Regions from separate parts of the Homo sapiens genome. Here all the other regions are linked to region 3. A link is a contact called in ENCODE Hi-C data. All regions are on one chromosome and are shown on one strand. The core of a region is the stretch at or near the end of the contact, and the rest is flanking DNA. Distances in the headings are between cores, read along the strand shown.

Region 1 (3,223 bases), core at 229-2,728, 4.7 Mb before region 3:
TGATGAACTTATGCAATAAAATTATGTAATATCATAATTTAACATAATATTTTAGACTAACTTCTCTCTCCTCAAATAGTCACAAGGGTGGCTAATTCACATACAATACCTCTCAGCCACTGGGGAGAGAGTATAATAAACTTAATTGTTTTACATATCCTGAGGCACAGAGAGAAAGGCCAATCAAATTCAAAGAGGTTTACAGTACCTTATATACATATATGATTGAGACAAAGAACTTTCAAGAATCTGTACTGAGGAAGCAAAAATGGGCTTAAGTACAATAGGCCCTGCCTTAAAGTAGAGAGACCGGTCAAACGTAAGCCCCAGCGCCAAAAAAGACAAGGTCTCACTCATCAATCCCCATCTTACAATCAAGAGGCAGAACTTAAATCACTTAAAGCTGTTTTTTCAGATTTGAGCAGTAAAATAAGCTAATAGGCCATTTCCGATTAAGTGGCTTCTCTCAAAACTTATCACAAGTTATGTGAAATGGGTAAAAGTGTTGGTTCTGCATTTTATCAAGTGAGAAACAATAGCATCCTACTTTTGGACAAGCCACTACTTCCAGAGCCACTAGCCCTCCCCCCACCTCCCACTTCTTTTTATATCATTCCTCCAAACTTAGAACCCGAAAAGCTATTCCACAAAACAAAAGCAGCACCAGTAAAAGGGGAGGCCACTGGTTTTGAAAATAAAGTTTGTTCTTTTGCTGTCAACCTGGCAACTTTTTAAAGGTGAAACGTGCCCTACTCAATCGGTTATACTCTTTTCTACTCCCACACCAAATAACCACTCGTTCGACCTCGATACTAAAGGTGAAAAAAGGAGTGGGAGAAATGATTTTGAAAGGAAGGGGCTACGGGTGCAATGGTAAAGACAGATTCTAAGACTGGTTTTGAGCACTCCGTGGCTTCTAGGAGCTGGGAGGCTTTCCTGAGTCTGTCTTGAGAAATGTTTGGCAATCTGACGCATCAGTTTTTAGGAACGGTACACAAACAGCCCCCACAATTGAAGAGCCATGCTTCGGATCCTGGCTCTGGGTGACATCGGCTGGAGGGCACGGGACGGGAGCGCTGGGGCTACCCGGAGAGGATCCGCGACATTTGTTATTGTTTGTGAAGCCCAGGCGGGGACCCGGAGCGGAGTGCTCGGGGGCCGGGGAGTGGAAGGAGAAAGGAGCAGAGGACAAAGATTCCTCCCCGGGTGCGAGGCTCCCTCTCTGGACACATGGGGCCAGTATCACCCCGGGGAATAAGAGGGCCAAGGCCGTCGCCGCAGGTTCCCCGGAGACATTTCCAGCCCCAGAATTAGCCCGGCTTTCCCTGGACACCCAAAGACACCTAAAATCTCCTCCTGCTCCTGCTCGCAGAGTTGGGGCTGGCGCGGCGAGCTCGGGCCCTCAGCCGAGCGCTACATCCGCGAACTCACCTGCCTCCGGTCGCGCCCGCGGCCGGCTCAGCCTCCGCACGGACCGCAGCCGGCCGGGCGCCCGTCAGCTCCCTTCTCCCCGCTCCGCCCTCGCCCCGCCCCCGGGAGGTGGGACCCGCGGCCTCGCCGGAATCTCAGGGCGGCCTCCCTGAACTCTCGCGAGCCTTGCCTCCTCGGCTTCTCGGTGGCTGGGTCGGTCCGACTCGCCCTGACGTCATACGCACCACAGCCGGAAGTAGCCTTCTGTCGTCAACGCCCGTCTTCCCGGCCCCACCCATCTCCGCCTGGTGAAGGCCAGACTGGTTTTGAGGGAGTTGACTGAACTGTCGCCACTTCCCCTCTCACCAGCCTCACCTCACTGCCGTTTTTACGCCAAACCTGTTCAGGCCTCTCTTGAGAGTGGCCTAATGTGTTGCGACATTAGTCACATTCTAAATGTCATCCGAATTTTTCAAACAGTGCAATGCAAAGAATGTTAGAAATGGAAAGAGAGAATTCACGCATTTTTCAGATTGGGAAACAGTTGTCAACAAAGATGGATCAGCTAAGTTGCTCAGTCGGTAGCTGTGGGGACTCGAAGCCACCCAGGTTCCTTGACGCTTCCATTTCACCATGAGGGGACTCCAGAGACTGGAGAGGAACCAGGATTTGTAAATGCCACAAAAAATACATTAAAAACCTGTTTGAGTTTTCTTGGAAAATCTAAAATAACTACAGTACTGGCCTGCTTTATCAGTAGGATCTGAGAATTGTGCAGAAGAGCACTCCCCTATAGGATGACCCAAAAGGGACAACTTTGGGAAGGTTGATGCAATTTGCGTCTGGGGACAAAACTGGCCTTTGGGAAAGCCAAATGAGAGAATGACTCCCAATTATTGTTGGCAAGTTTATCCTCAATATGAGTATTGGAGGTCTTATAAAATATTCTTAGCTTTTAGCTTACTGAGACAACGTATGAAGCTGGTACTGTGCTTGCAAAAACTATCACTTAGAAATGCCACCTGTCATCTTTAGGTTTCCCAAGAGCAGGTGACACGAGCAAAACACCTAGGAAAGAAGCATTACCTCATTTCTCTTTCTTACACTGTGCTTTTTCATACATAGCTTAGTAGTGGGAAAAGCTCTAGTTTGGTAATTAGTGTATTTTTGGGGAGATCAGCTCCACTTATATGGTCATTTTGAAACTCAAATGACAGTTGTCATATACAAGCATAGGAGGTTTAATTGTGATCAGACAAGCTTGACAGGCCTATACACCCTTCTCCCTGTACTGCACGCATACACATACCATTCAAATGCTACGATAAGATTGAGAACAGTGTATGGTTTGTTCCACAGCAAATTTATGTCTTCAAATGTGCCATACTAGAGTAATATGAACTAGTATAGAGTAGCAGTCTAGGTTAATATGGGATAGCCTAAGACTTTGACCTCTAGTTCCTAAATTCTCCTAAATTGAGACCATTGTAAACAAATTTCCCTGGGAAGTTGTTGAAAGTACCTCAACTGAAACAAATTAGAGCTATGAACCAGAATTTTGGTGGTCTATGGACCCCTTTTCAAAACAGTGTTCTTAAATGCATAAACTACCTAGGGTTACAAAGGAAATTGATAATGTTAACATACAGTTACCAAAATACTAAAAAGTGAGTTTGTAATATAATTATGTGGTAAGTAGTAGTAGCATCTAAGATGGCTGCCAATGATCCACGCCTTCTAGTATTCCTGCCTTCTGTAATTCCCTTCTCTAGTAACTTAGTTCTTAAAAAGGAAATATAGCAAAAGTGATTAG
Region 2 (2,932 bases), core at 192-2,691, 4.4 Mb before region 3:
CCTTCTGGCCCAAAATTCTATGATTTTAAAGGATGAAGAACTCTTACGGTGAATTCCTTAGAACTATTCCATTTCAATAAACATACATATGTATATATAAATAATGCTTGCTATGTGCCAAGTACTGGACTTTTTCTCAGAGATGAGTAAGACATGATTCCAGACAGACCCAGGTTCAAATTGGCAGGAGAGACAGAAACAAATAATACAACCTAATAAATACTGCAGAAGAAAAGTTTCAAATGCGTTGGGAGCACAGCGGTATCAATGTCACCTGGGGGAGTCTGAGAAGACAATGATTTATGAATTGGGTTTTGACAGGTGGTAAAATAGAGGAACAGTAAACATCCTAGACATCCGCACGTACAAAAGTACAGAGCTGTCAAAGCGCATGGCATGTTTGGGGAAATAGCCAGTATAGTCTTGTATGGTAGGATATTAAAGCAGGACTAAAAGGTAAAATGGATTGGGGCAGACTGTAAAAGATCCTGAATGATGATGTGCTTAACAATTAGGATTTGATGCTGTCAGCAATACGGTTACTAAAAAGTTTAAGGAAAGGACAGAGATAAATATGTATTTCAGAATAACTCTATGGAAGGATTATAGTAGGGAAACCAGTGGAGGGCGGGGGGCAGAGGGGGCAACCGCACTAATTCTGGCGAAAAAAAAAATAATACAGTGCAGTGTTAAGTGGAAATGAAGAACCAATGATGATTCCTGGTTTTCTAGTTCGGATAGCAGGACAGATACTGGAACCATTATCAGAGATGGGATAGAGAAGAAAGGCAGGAAGAGAACCAGAAAAGAGTAATACCCCTTGGAGAGCAGTTTCAAGAAACAAGTTATCTTCATTAAACGCTGCAAACAGGTGACTGAAAGGGTCCCCCGTCCGGTGGTGAACTCGCAGGTGGGTAAGGCAGGATGAAAGCAGATACGGAAGGTGTGTCCACAGGGTTAGAGCCAAGGCTTTTCATTGAACTTTCCGCACCGCATCTCCATTAAGAGGAGCTCGGAGTCGGGGGGCGCGGAGAGGAAGTCCGGCTCCCAGGAGCAGGGAGCCCGCGGCGGGAAGCGGACAGGGCCGGGCGCCGGTGGTTCAAGAGGCGCAAGGCACCGGCCCCGGCGAAGGACTGCCCCGGCAAAGGACGCCTCCGACTCGCCCACCCCTGCTCCCGTCCCTGGATTTAGTCCACTTACTCTGCTCTTAGTCCCTCGCAGCCTTCAGCTGTGGCGATGCGGACTCAAACCCTCTACCAACCGGGACCTATGCACTCAAGGGAAGAGACTCCGCGCCCCCCTAATCCGCCTCCTCAGCAAGCAGACGCAGAATCGGACGGAGGCAGCGGACGGAAGGCCGGGAAGCCAGTGGCGTTCAACGCCATCACCGGCGGGGTAGACACCTCCGCCGACCGCCTCCGACCGGCGCTCCCGGAGAACTCCAGCCTCGCGAGATTTCTTTCCTCGCGTTACTGTGGGGCAGAACCGACCACTCTCCGCTTTGCCCCAGAAGGCAGGGCGGGGCCCTTCTATGTCCCTCCCTATTCCTCCCTTCCCAGGCTTTCGCTCGGCCTCTCGCAAAGTCTCGCGAGTTTTTCCAGGGGAAACCGGCCTGGGTGGAGAGACAGAGAAGGGGAGACCGGGTGGGTGGGTCGTACGCTTAGGGGGCCGTGGTTGGTACTTCGCTGTTGGGGAGGCTTTCAGGTCGCCCAGATCCTGCTTCCCAATGGGTGACTGGGAAAATTAGCGGGTGGAAAATCTCGAGGGGTGGAGGCTTTTTTTTTCCTCCTTGGCCCCGCCCTCTTCCTGTTCGGCGACTGGGACGCCTGGCCCTACGAGGGGGAAGGGAGGCTTGGCCGGGCTATCGGAGAGCGCTGTGCGCACGCGCGAGCCCGAGTGCGTGTGTGTGTGTGCACGCGCACGCGCGCTCCTGCTCTTAGGAAGCCTGGGAAGGACCGGTGTGCTAGGAGATGATCGGGGAAAGCATAGTCCCCTGTCTGTGGCACCAGACACTCCCGACTGTGCGCTGACTCTCCCCGCCCAGCCAGCAGCCTTTTCCAGAGAGGCTGTGGTCCATAGCCTCTGTTCGTTTTCACTGCAGGACCAGGCACGAAAGTAAGCGAACCTCGATCCTGAGGTCTTCCCTATCCACTCACCTTGTATTTTCCACCCCCCACCCTCCAGCAAAGTGGGTCTAGAAGGTTTCTCAAAGAGAGTTTTGCATGAAGGGGAGATGCGTCTTGAAAGCAAGAGGTGAAAATAGCTGGATCGTAAGAAATCAGTTCGTTTTGATTTAACACTTTGGCTTTGCTTGCCATGTGCTTTTCGAATGTGGATTGTCTATTCAGTATAAGATTTTGTTAGCGAAGCAGGGGAGTACCGTATGCTCTGTTTTAATAAGAAAAAGTTTTAAAAGTTTTAAATTTCCTTCTACACACCAGTGTGATGGTAACAACTAAGTTTTTCTGCTCTACCTGGTAAATTACTGTGATGTTTCAAAAGCTAAGGGGAGAGTGTGAAGTTGGGGTCCTTATCCTAAGGCGAAGACCTGATGTGCGGTTATCTTAGGAGATGTTTATCTTTGTTTTGGCCTTTTCTTTTGCTGTCACTCCTCTTTCCTGTTAATTCCGCACCCCTACCCGCCAGTCCCCCTTCAAACGTTTTTCTTGGAGGGAAGTGCAAAAATGCTGGCTTGGGGTTTATATGTGACTAATGTCAATTAGCAAGGATCATAAAGTTGTATTTCAAGAGTCTTTGTCACTTATGTTTCGTATATGTAAGGGAATCAAATACAATTAAATGTCAAAATGTTTCCCTCTGACAATTTTAAGTTCATTTTAAAAGCAAAACCAAAAATGCATGCACTGGTATTTTTGTCTGGGCCTGGTAGAGTGACAGCCTAATATGGTGTATTGATACCCTTGCTTTCTGG
Region 3 (3,289 bases), core at 448-2,947:
TAGATTTTTATTTTGAGGAAGTCGTTTTCTCTGTAGGAGTTCAATTTCTCACTTATGTGAACAATATTCCTGCCATAGAAGGAATTTTTGTCATGAAAAGATAATTCGGGATCACTACTGTTTGGAGTATTTACTCTATTGAGTATTTTCGAAGTTAAAAAGATCATACGGATATCTTCACTTAGGAATGAAATGTTACAATCTTTGAGCCGGCATGAACTCTGATTTTGTTGATACTGGGTATACTGTCAATGCTGATTTTGATATTTGGTAAGGACTGATTTATTTACATCTTGTGTGTGCCTCAATTTCCCTAATATGGTCTGAGCCTGTAGATAACACCTTACTTTATTTATAGTTGGGTCAATTCTTCAAGATGTTTAACGCTCTCCATGTTTATTTCTTGTGGTTGACTATACTTTCCATGGTAGGAAGTCCTGAACTTCTGCTACTACTGTAGGTCTTATCTTTAGGCTTGTGGATGCTTAATAAGAACACTGAGATGATCTAAGAGTGCAGGACATTTAATTAAAAAAAAATTTTTTTTAAGAGACAGAGTTTTGCTCTGTTGCCCAGGTTGGGGTGCAGTGGTGAGATGGCAGCTCACTGCAGCCTCAAACTCCTGGGCTCAAGCAATTCTCCCAGATTCTCCCACCTCAGCTTCCTAGGTAGCTGAGACCACAGACGAGCCACCGGCCCAGCTAATTTTTGCATTTCTTGTAAAGAAGGGGTCTTACTGTGTTGCCTCGTCTCCATGAGGCTGGTCTCGAACTCCTGGACTCAATCGATCCTCCCACCTCAGCCTCCCACAGTGCTGGGATTACAAATCTGAGCCACCACACCTACCAGCAGAAACTTTTTTTCAAGAGGAGACTTTGGATTTCAAGGTGACCTCCCCCACCCCGCCCACAGTAATATCTGTGACCCAGTGCACAACACAAGTGCCTATGACTGAATAAAATATTTCACTAAATATTTATTTCACTATTCGAGATGTGCCTGGTATCTCTATTTCTTTCTTTCTTTTTTTTCTTTTTTTGGAGACAGAGGAGTGATCTCGGCTCACTGCAACCTCCGCCTCGCAGGTTCAAGCGATTTTCCTGCCTCAGCCTCCTGAGTAGCTGGAATTAGAGGCGCTCGCCACGACGCCCAGCTAATTTTTGTATTTTTAGTAGAGACGGGGTTTCGCCATGTTGTCCAGGCTGGTCTTGAACTCCTGACCTCAGGTGATCCGCCCGCCTCGGCCACCCAAAGTGCTGGGATTACAGACGTGAGCCACTGTGCCTGGCCATCTAACTCTATTTCACAGAAAACTGGAACCACCACACGCACCTGTACCCCTTCCAAGTAGAAACCAGCTAATTTGGTTTTACGAATCACTAAAGGCCGACTGAAAACGCTCTTCTAGCAGTCTTCGCTGCTACTCCATCTATCACAGCCCATCCGAAAAGCGGCGGTAGCAGCTGGGAAGGCCGCGGCCGGAGGCTGTCACAGAGCAGCACTCGCGCTTCGGCCCGCAAGATGGAGCGTTTCCCTCCAGGGAAGCAGCGCCGCACCTATCCACAGCCCCCACTCGGTGGATGATGCAGGACTCGGCCCATTTCCCTGCCCTCCAGCTTTCTCAACGTCAGCCCCGCCCCCTTATCTTTCCTCGGCGAGTTTAGTTTCGCCCCGCCAAGTGGGCAGAGCGCCGAACGATCGATGCTTTCTTCCGCGCCCCGAGAGCCGCCATTTTTGAGAGCGGGGGAGGAGAGACAAGCAGGGGCGGCAGAGGCTCAACGGGATGCTGACTGGGTTTTGCTTTTCGTCCCAGCCTTGTGGGGCCGGGACGGAAGAACCCATCAAAGCCCTTCCTCCCGCCGCCTCTCCGGAATGAGGTCTCAGCACCCGCGCGGGACAGCACCCTTCCTCCTGCGACAGTGAGTGGCGACCCGTGGCGCGACTGCCGGGCGCCCGCGCGCGCCCCCGCGCGCTCCTTCGCTGTCAGTTACCCCGCGCGCCTCCGCCCCTCTCCCGCCGGCCCCGCGCTCGGCGCAGACTCGTTTGTTTGTTTCTGCAGGAGCCCAAGAAGAGGCCGAAACCGAGACCATGCCAGGGAAGCTGAAGGTGAAAATCGTGGCCGGGCGCCATTTGCCAGTGATGGACCGTGCTAGTGACCTGACTGATGCCTTCGTGGAGGTTGGTGCAGGGTCCTGCCCCTCAAAACACAGGGAGCGCCAAGCCCTGTGAAGGATCTACCCACCTCGCCCCCAGCCCCTCAGCCTATTCCCCCCTCGACTGCCCTCCCTTCGGCCGTGGTTGTCCAGCTCTCCCACGAGGGATGACCGCCGAGACCTCAGTGTGTGCGATGGGTGCACGGCTTGCAGGCGTCCGCGGCACAGTCCGCTGCGCGGGGAGGCTTGTACTGTTGTGCATGCGGGGGTGACCCTGATGTCAGGACTCATTAACAGGCCACCTGCCACTCAGGAGATCCCAAGGCGTGGCCGCGCAGCCACCGACACACTCACACACATACACACACACACACACAAATGCCGGAATGACTCTGATGTCAGGACTCATTAACAGGCCACCTGCCACTCAGGAGATCCCAAGGTGTGGCCCCGCAGCCACTGAAACACACACACACACAGGCACACACACACCCTTGGAAGGGGTGGCCAGAGTGCTGGACATCATGTTTAAGAAGGTGCATGAAGCCCTTTATGGGCACTTGGAGTCCCACAGTGCGAGGAAATCCACTCTCATGCCTAACATTTTGTGAATCTGCCATGCACGTTCTAAAACACAACTGCAACACTTCCTGCTCTTGTATAGGCTGGTAGGTCTGATGAGGTGTTTCAGGGTAATTTAGCGCCTTGAGGTAGGAAGTCATTTAATTGCCATGGACTTAAATTGCAAAATTGCTTTTTAAGTCTAATGATTAGTTTAAAAGTCATGCAAATTAGTAAAGGCCTACGGCCGGAAGGTAATAACCCAGAGTCTGAAAGAAGCCAAGTAAAGATTGTAATAAAAATTGGCGTGATGAGCCAGAGCATTAGAGCAGCAATCATTTGGGCTATTAGTGCTTAGAATTGATGGATAGATATATCATAATATATAGCTCGATTTCATCTCAATATTCCTGATGTTTCCTAAATGTTCTCTAACCGAATAATTACAGTTCACTGCCTCCCCTGCCCATTGTCATGGTGATTCTTAATCACTTCATTTGAGAAAGTTCTTGAGTGCTCTTGTGCCAGATGTTAGGTGATAGGAATCCACAAATAACTAAAACATAGTGTTTGCT
Region 4 (3,004 bases), core at 43-2,542, 4.5 Mb before region 3:
TTATCGTTATTTTACATTGTACTTCTACTTATTAAAACAAAAAAAAAAGTTATCGCCAAAACCATGCATTTCTCAGAACATGACCCCTTCATTAGGGGCCCATGACTGCGCATCCTCTGGCTTTGCTTCTACTTTCCACTCAGGCATAGTGTGGAGGAAAAATAACCAGAAGGAACAAAGCTGGGGAGCTACTTACTAGACTTGGCCTTTAATAGAGAGTAGAATTTGGGGGAGACATTAAAAAGGACTTGTAGGCCGGGCACGGTGGCTCACACCTGTAATCCCAGCACTATGGGAGGCCGAGGCGGGAGGATCGCTTGAGGCCGGGAGTTTGAGACCAGCCTGGACAACATGGTGAAACCCCGTCTCTACTAAAAATACAAACATTAGCCGGGCGTGGTGGAGGGCGCCTGTAATCCCAGCTACTTTGGCTCAGACAGGAGAATCGCTTGAACCCGGGAGGCGGAGGATGCAGTGAGCAGAGATCGCGCCACTGCACTCCAGCCTGGGCGAAAGGCACTGTCTCCAAAGTAAAAAAAAAAAAAAAAAGAAAAGAAAAAAGACTCAAATAAGCGGAAAGACATACGAGGATTAGAAGATTTCCTATCATAAAGATGTCCCCAAACTGATGTATTCTGAGGGATGGCCAAGAGGCAAGAGATGGAAGGATACTCTGGGCCCAAAGGAACGAGCTAAGATGAAAGAAAATCTCTCACCTCACCTCAGCATCGCTCCCGCACCAACCTGAAAGCGCTGGTGAAGGAATACTCTCGGCTGACATTTCATTACAAAAACCCAGTCATCCAGAGCATGAGATCTCCCTTGGTGGATTAAAATTGATGAGGAAAGAAAAAAGCTCCTGCTTCTCCTCCCAACCCCCAAAAGAAAGAGAACCCGTAAGCACCACTGACAAGAAAATAAAACTGTCCTCAGGGAACACGACAGGACCGCGCAGCCCACAAGTCCTGGCGGCCTCACCCGGACAAGAACGATCTTCCCGGTCTCCTCAAGCGAAAGAGTCTGCTCCCTCCCGCACCTTCAAGCACCGCCCGGCAGCCGGCCTCAAACCTCCGAGTTCGCGGTGGCGCCTCCCGAGAGAGCGCTTTATGCCGAAGCCCTGTCTCTCAGTCCGCTCCCCACTTTCAAGTTTTGCCTCTTGGGCCCCTTTCCTCCCTTGCTTTACCTCAAGAAAGAGAAAGACAGAGGCTAATCGAATGAAATTCCTCACCGAATTCACAGCGTCCTGAAGCTGCGTGAGCCGATCCGCCATGTTCCTACCGCAGCAAACAGACGCCAAAACAGCTGCTCTTCCGCGACTGGGCAGCTCTGGCACGCGTCATGGCCAATCACAGGGCTGCGTCCTTGGAACGGGTGGGGTCGGAGAGAACTCCCCGCCCCGTCAGGAGTGGGTGGTACTCCCGAGGCGGCCTTTCTAGAGCGGGCTACACCTGAGGAGAGGCTGGATCTTTTGAGTAACTGGGGGAATGGTCTGGGGTCCAATCGCTTTGAAATACAGTCCAAGAGCCGAAATACTCCCCTTGGGGTTGTTAGGTGTTAAAGGCTTCAGAGATTGTTGGATTCTGCGGGGATTTTTTTTTTTTAAGTAATTTCTCGTACCCTCTCGTGTTTATTTATTGACCAAATTGAAGAGTAAATATATTTATTTTTATTTATTTATTTATTTATTTATTTATTTATTTGAGACGGAGTCTCGTTCTGTCGCCCAGGCTGGAGTGCAGTGGTGCGATCTCGGCTCACTGCCAGCTCCGCCTCCCGGGTTCACGCCATTCTCCTGCCTCAGCCTCCGGAGTAGCTGGGACTACAGGCGTCCGCACCACGCCCGGCATTTTTTTTTTTTTTTTGTACTTTTAGTAGAGACGGGGTTTCACCATGTTAGCCAGGATGGTCTCGATCTCCCGACCTCGTGCTCCGCCCGCCTCGGCCTCTCAAAGTGCTGGGATTACAGGCGTGAGCCACCGTGCTCGGCCAAGAAAAATTAGCTGCACAATTTAGATTTAGAGTTGGGACTTATTGAGAGTTTAAGTGTGAAAAGTGATAATCGAAACTTGGTATTTAAGGAAATTTAGCCTGAGGATAGTCTGGTAAGAAATGAGTTTGGAATCGGCAAATAACAGGTTTGTAGACTTCAAAAAACTCTCATATCCTCTTTCTCAGGCTGATTATCCGTGATTACCTTCCTGTGGCTGCGGGGAAGGTGGAAGACACAGTCCCTGGGGAACTCAGCTTGTTGGATTTATCCCAACACTTACTGTGAAGCACCACTTCTGCTTCACACCAATGCCCCACCCTCAGCCCCAAACAGTCTACAGACTTACTGGAGCCTCATTAAGAACGTGGATGAGGCATGTTCCCCATAATGGGACTAATGAGAAATCACTCTGTAATTTGTTTTCACTGTAACTTGGGGGGATTCTACAACCTTCTCCTCCCACCCTCACTTGAGAGTGTACCTTACGGAATGGCTGCCACATGCCAGGAAGTATATCCAGTGCTCAATTTGCAAAGATGAATAAGCCAAGGACTCACTAAGGAAGGTTTTGCAGTTGTCCAAGATTAAGATGAGCTGGGCCTAGAATAGGGTGTTGACCCTGATAAGCGGGGAAAGAAAGACTAAAATATATTTTTGAGAAAAAAAATTAATATGGATTGGTGACTGATTGGATATAGTTTAGTCCACTCCATAAGAATACTAAGTTTTGCAGCCTGATTGAAGGGAACTTGGGCAGTTGAAGTAGAGAAGCCACTTCAAGACATTCATATTGTGACACAGTTTTTGTCCTGCCATTATCTTCCTAATAGGTCTTCTGTGCCTCCACAGAGACCTCAGGTTGATGTCCAACTATCTCTGCCTGGTTTTCAAGATTTACTATAATCTGGCTCCAGCAAACAGACCCAGCCTCACCTCCTGATAATTTTCTGAGTGAAATAATCTGTTTCAGCCAAGGTCCCTGACCCCTTGGTTTTCCTGGTTCTTCAGCCTCTT

Evidence for each region. A loop is a pair of places that touch in the nucleus more often than their neighbours do. Pooled maps may share reads with other maps.
Region 1: a loop to region 3 is called in a map of CD8-positive, alpha-beta T cell, with 19 times the contacts of the local background. The contact joins the promoter of STK38L here to the promoter of C2CD5 in region 3. A Hi-C loop is called at or near these places in 3 of 168 maps with a recorded cell type or tissue (B cell, CD8-positive, alpha-beta T cell and naive thymus-derived CD4-positive, alpha-beta T cell) and 6 of 50 pooled maps.
Region 2: a map of B cell shows a loop between it and region 3 (10-fold over the local background). The contact joins the promoter of FGFR1OP2 here to the promoter of C2CD5 in region 3. A Hi-C loop is called at or near these places in 3 of 168 maps with a recorded cell type or tissue (B cell and naive thymus-derived CD4-positive, alpha-beta T cell) and 10 of 50 pooled maps.
Region 4: a map of naive thymus-derived CD4-positive, alpha-beta T cell shows a loop between it and region 3 (12-fold over the local background). The contact joins the promoter of MED21 here to the promoter of C2CD5 in region 3. A Hi-C loop is called at or near these places in 2 of 168 maps with a recorded cell type or tissue (CD4-positive, alpha-beta memory T cell and naive thymus-derived CD4-positive, alpha-beta T cell) and 8 of 50 pooled maps.

The regions. Positions count from the first base shown.
Region 1 is chr12:27,242,541-27,245,763 of GRCh38, reverse strand. STK38L (serine/threonine kinase 38 like) reads right to left here and starts at 1,478. Exons shown (of 14, transcript NM_015000.4): 1 at 1,432-1,478. RefSeq lists enhancers at 70-119, 2,708-2,767 and a silencer at 1,410-1,649.
Region 2 is chr12:26,936,979-26,939,910 of GRCh38, reverse strand. FGFR1OP2 (FGFR1 oncogene partner 2) reads right to left here and starts at 1,441. Exons shown (of 7, transcript NM_015633.3): 1 at 1,201-1,441. INTS13 (integrator complex subunit 13) reads left to right here and starts at 1,930. Exons shown (of 17, transcript NM_018164.3): 1 at 1,930-2,115. RefSeq lists a silencer at 1,008-1,077 and enhancers at 607-1,115, 1,338-1,387, 1,116-1,625.
Region 3 is chr12:22,542,950-22,546,238 of GRCh38, reverse strand. C2CD5 (C2 calcium dependent domain containing 5) reads left to right here and starts at 1,697. Exons shown (of 27, transcript NM_001286176.2): 1 at 1,697-1,919; 2 at 2,060-2,178. The coding sequence starts at 2,089. RefSeq lists enhancers at 1,567-1,796, 2,937-3,289 and a silencer at 1,937-2,056.
Region 4 is chr12:27,020,846-27,023,849 of GRCh38, reverse strand. It overlaps MED21 (mediator complex subunit 21), which reads right to left and starts at 1,292. Exons shown (of 4, transcript NM_004264.5): 1 at 1,229-1,292. The coding sequence starts at 1,270. RefSeq lists an enhancer at 971-1,260.